Regions from separate parts of the Homo sapiens genome. Here region 2 is linked to region 1. A link is a loop called in an ENCODE intact Hi-C map of the cell type or tissue named here. Cell type or tissue: HCT116. All regions are shown on one strand. Region 1 overlaps GNG12-AS1 (GNG12, DIRAS3 and WLS antisense RNA 1). Region 2 overlaps GNG12-AS1 (GNG12, DIRAS3 and WLS antisense RNA 1).

Region 1 (2,500 bases):
GATTTGGCCTCAACCTTGTTCTGACGCTCTCACTGCCAACCTAGGCAGGGAGCCAAATTCCTTGCTCTTTAACAGTTTGTCTGTTTGTTTTGGTCCAAGAGGCCAGGAAGAGAAGATATTTGTTTCCATGGTAATTGCTTGGAATGATTCTTAAGTAGAGGAGCCTGAAGGGCAAGTCTTCTCATTAGGTTTCCACCTTCAAGGAACTTAAAATCTTCTTAACAATCAAGGTTCCCAATACATGAACCGTGCAGTCGGTGACCAATGGGAGGTACAAGGACACTTTTCAGTAACTCCTGATTGGGGGCAATTGAGAGGGCTTCCCAGAAGACTGAAAATGAGCCGAGCCTTGAAAGAGTTGGATAAAAGGTGAGGGTAAGGGAAGAGTATGAGAGTGTGGAGATGCAACTTCACAAGCATTATTTGGGTGGCAATGACTAAAGTAGCCTGTTTAGCAGAGAGTCTGGGGTGCAGTGAGTAGAAAAGCAACTTGGAACCGGAGTGTACACAGCATTGAATGTCAGGCCGTGGAGGCTGGACACCTGGGCCCATTCTTTAGAACTAGAGCGTGAGAAGTAGGTGGGACCCACACATTTTGCTTTTGGGTTCAGGCAACCATGGGGAGACAGCCTCCTGAATGAAGCCAAGAGGAGACTGCTGAATTGGTAGAGAATGAGAGGGTCCAGCCAGTAGGTACTGTTGTACAGCTAGTGCACTGCATAAGAGCACCTGGCCAGGAGAGCAAGTAAGGACAGAAATACAGTTGTCACTCCTCTCATCAATCTATGCACCCTAGCATGGGCTGCCTTCTCCCAGAGGGACTTCTTCTCTGTCCACAAAGACATCTGCACAGGCTGGCGCTGACCCAGTTGGCTCAAGCCACAGCCAGCGAATGTTTTCTCCTTGTGGCCAAGGCATTTTCTTAGAGCAATGAATACTGTACATTCCCAGAGTGTCCCAAGGAGGGCACTGCTTAGCTTTGAACAGAACGATAAAGCACTGCATGCACGGTTCTGAGAATGCAGTTAGTACCAGAGCAAGCCAGTTTTCTGCTCCTGCTGGCTGTCAGAACAAGGGAGCAAATGGTTGGTAATAGTACACTTCAATTGAATTCAACTAAATCTTCTTCTGGCAAGGAGGGGCAGCCCCCCAAGCAGGACATACACCAGAACAGAGCATCTCATCTGCAGCCCTAAAGATCCTAAAGTTTGGACAGCAGCCATCTGACCTGTGGGTTTGGGTGGAGACCTGCATGCTTCATAAAGTATCCAAATGTTTCCCGACCCACCAGCAAACATCATGTATGTGTAGAGAGATGTAAAGGGCTCGTTCAAAGGACTGTTATAGAGAGGATGTTTCTCAATAGGGGCACACTGGCATTTAGGGTGCAACTGTCTCACACATTGGAGGATATTTAGCCAGCAGGGTCCCCCAGTCCTTGTGACAACCAAAAAAATCCCTCCTCCGTGTTTAAATGCTGCATTGGAAAGGTTGAATCCAAATGAGAACCGAGCAGCCCTTCTCTCTACAGAAAAGACAGCAGGCCCGGTGATTTGGCCAAGACCACAAGGCTGGGGAAGAAAAAACAAGAATTAGTACCCAGGTTGCCCACTCCTTACCACTTGTCACCAGCTTCTCCCACCAGTGTGGTCCTTCTTTCTCCCAGCCTTAGTTATTCTCTAGGTTTCTGCATTGAAACCACAGAACATGCTAGAACCAAGTGATGTAGTTCATCTATGGTCCCCAAAGGCTTATATAAAGCTGTCTTAGCTCAGGCTACTATAACAAAAATACTATAGATGGAGTGGCTTAAACAACAGACATTTACTTCCTACTATTCAGGAGGCTGGAAGTCTTAAGACCACGGTCAAGATTAATCTAGATATGAATTCCTTATGTTTTCATTTATGGTATCTTTGATGATTTGTGTAGTTGATTTACCAATGTTTTCTTTTTTAATGGGTACTTGTGTCTTTCAAAAAAATTCTTTAAATAAATTTCAAGATTATAAAAATATTCTAAATTTCTTCAAAAAGTTTTAAGACTTTGCCTTCCATATTTAAGATTCTGTTCCATCAAAAATTAATTTTTGTATGTAAGAGAATAAGGAGCCTCTTTAATTTTTTTCCTATATGGATAACTAATGCTCTCAGCACCATTTATTGAATAAGCCACTCATGATCTACAACACAATATCCTTTATCGAGCAAATATATATATATATACACACATATATATACAAACATATATATACATACACATACACACACATATATATATGGAGAGAGAGAGAGAGAGAGAGAGAGAGAGAGAGACAGAGATTTTTGGGGGCTTCTTAGTCTGTTCCACTGGCTAATTTGATTATCCTTACCTCAAAACCATACTGTTTTAATTACTTTAGCTTTTTAATAAGGCTTGCAATCTAGAAAAGCACATTCCTTCATCCTGTTTGTCCTCAGAATGTCTTGGCTCTTCTTGGACATTTGGTTTTTTATTTAAT
Region 2 (2,500 bases), 100 kb after region 1:
TCTCAGGACTCTACAGAGCAGCATAGCAATAAGCAATGATTTGTTATAGCTCTGCTGTCAGGCAGCTTACCTAAATGTTAGCACCCACATGAACTGCATAATGATTTCTGAAACTCAATTTCTCCACTAATACAAGCAAACAGATTTAGTTACAGTTAGAGAGGGTTTGGGGGAAAGGCAGCCTCTAGAGAGAGGCCAAGACTACCCCCTCCATCGCCCCGACTCCGTCTCTGTGGAGCACTAAAGTACTGATTTGGATCAAGACCAAGGAGGATAGAGGCTCAGGGTTGGAGCAGAGATTTCAGTGTGATAAGGAAAATGATTTAAAAAAAAAACAACCCTGGAATCTGAATGTTAGATCTTCAGCTTTCCCTTTTTTGTCTTCTACATTTGGCTTTGGAAATATCTCTTCTCTCATGAGGCTAAGGAAGGGGTATCCATGTCCTGGGAAGGTCAAGTAGACACCACAAGGGTACCACAACATAGGGGATCAGGGGAAGGGAGGCTTCATTTGTCTTCTGAGGCATTTCCTAGCCTAGACCTTAAGCTAAAAGTGCAAAGAGAGTCCTTAACATTTTCCCAGTTCTGCTCATTGGGACTAAGAGCTCTACAGAGAAATTAGGTTCAAATCACAGCTGATAATGAAAAGAAACCATTTGTTCAGGTTCATTTTCTATGTATCTTGCCCTTGAAACTTAGCAGTCCAAGGTCAGCGGTAGTTGGAGATTGTCCTTTGTCCCAAAGTTTAGAGTTGCCACCTCCCAGGACCACATAAAGAAACAGGAGGACTCAAATTCAGGTCTTGTGATTGATTTCTCTGGGGCATTGGCACTGCTAACACAGGAGCCCACAAAAGGCTCTAGAAGCACGGGCAGGGAAGCAGAGTCAGCTTCAACTCCTGCATTCATCCAGGAGCAGAGCTCCTACTGATAAATACAAATTGATGCATTCTAGGCCACCTGGGCCTCTTGGATTGCTTACTCCTGTTCTTGCAGCTTCTCTAAGCTTGGGCATGCATTTAGTCAGTCCATAAGTGTTACTTTTCGGTAGACAGGTTTTTGCAATATACTCCTAAGGAAATGAGATATGCTCATCTTCCAGAGTATTCTAACTCACTTCCTGTGGTCTTTGTTTTGTGCAGGAAATACAAGGATAAATGGAAGGCAATTCAGATAACCAGGGCTTTCAGCATGGGGCTTATTGTCAGAACTTGGAAAAAAACGTATTTATTGAGGGAAAAAGGTACAGATAAGAAAATGGCAACTCCAAGAGGTTAATAGATGATCGGTAGACGGATGTAATGTAAAATGTGAGACAGAGTATTACTCTTACTCTATATACCAACCCTACACTGTCTGTGTAACTGAACCTACAATTATATATAAATACATTTATAAATATTTACTTTCAAAATATTTATGGTAATTCAACCCTCCTCTTCAAACTCAGTGTTATAGTGCTAATTCAGGCAATTAATATCTCTTTAATTTGTCTATTACAAGAACCTCCAGCTCCTTCTTCCTCTACCTAGCCACCAGAGGGTGTATTTATCTAAAGCAAGCATGATCATATTACTACCTTGCTTAAACCATTCAATGGCTCTCTGTGATTCTATTTTACCTATTTGACTAGCCTATACTCCCCAGTTATTCAATTAAACACAAATCTAGGTGTTGCTGTGGAAGGTATTTTATACATATGATTAAAGTCCATAATCAGTTGACTTTGAATCAGGGAGATTATCCCAGCTCTTCTGAGTGGGCCTGATTCAATCAGTTGAAAGGCTGTAAGAACAGAACTGGGGCTTCCCTGATGAAGAAGAAACTCTTTCTATGTACAGAAGCTTTAGCTTATTCCCTAGATTTCCAGGCTTCTCTTCTCATAGCCTGTCCTTCAGGTTTTGGCTTGTCTAGCCTGCCCCTACAATAACTTAAGCCAATCGCTTGCATTAAATCTCTTAATATATTTATTGAGATAGATAGATATATCTTACTGGTTCTGTTTCTGTGATTGAACACTGATTTATACACTCATCATAACTCATAAGATGAGATTCAAAGGGTAGAGGCCTTTTTGACCCTGGCAAAGGTGTTTAAGCAAAACTTCTGATGAATTATTGGCTGGCCACTGAGCTATGCCAACTCAGCAGTGAACCCATGAAAGCCAGATGTAAAATTTTTTAAACAATTTTTTAGAGAGCAGCTGAGCAGCCAGCAGAGACTATACTATGAGAGAAACAGACTCCAGAGAATTCATTCAAAAAATGTCTGGGCACAGTGGCTTACGCCTCTAATCCCAGCACTTTGGGAGGCTGAGGCAGGTGGATCACCTGAGGTCAGGAGTTCAAGACCAGCCTGGCCAACACGATGAAACCCCGTCTCTACTAAAAGTACAAAAATTAGCTGTGCGCGGTGGTGTACACCTGTAATTCCAGCTACTCGGAAAGCTGAGGCAGGAATTGCTTGAACCTGGGAGGCAGAGGTTGCAGTGAGCCGAAATC

Evidence for each region. A loop is a pair of places that touch in the nucleus more often than their neighbours do. Peaks named below come from ENCODE experiments on the same cell type or tissue, not always from the same donor. Only the 100,000 strongest peaks of a DNase experiment are listed, where the experiment ranks them.
Region 2: a loop joins it to region 1, with 11 times the contacts of the local background. A loop is called at or near these places in 10 of 110 quality-filtered maps.

Annotation. Positions count from the first base shown.
Region 1 is chr1:68,110,473-68,112,972 of GRCh38, reverse strand. All of the region lies in intron 6 of GNG12-AS1 (GNG12, DIRAS3 and WLS antisense RNA 1), which reads right to left. It also overlaps a transcript of WLS not described here. Among named protein-coding and RNA genes, the nearest start is that of DIRAS3, 61 kb to the right of the region's middle. In HCT116, a CTCF peak has its summit at 968; a DNase peak (open chromatin) is centred at 962.
Region 2 is chr1:68,009,337-68,011,836 of GRCh38, reverse strand. The region is part of intron 1 of GNG12-AS1 (GNG12, DIRAS3 and WLS antisense RNA 1); the gene reads right to left. Among named protein-coding and RNA genes, the nearest start is that of DIRAS3, 40 kb to the left of the region's middle. In HCT116, a CTCF peak has its summit at 1,545 (motif pointing right); a DNase peak (open chromatin) is centred at 1,556.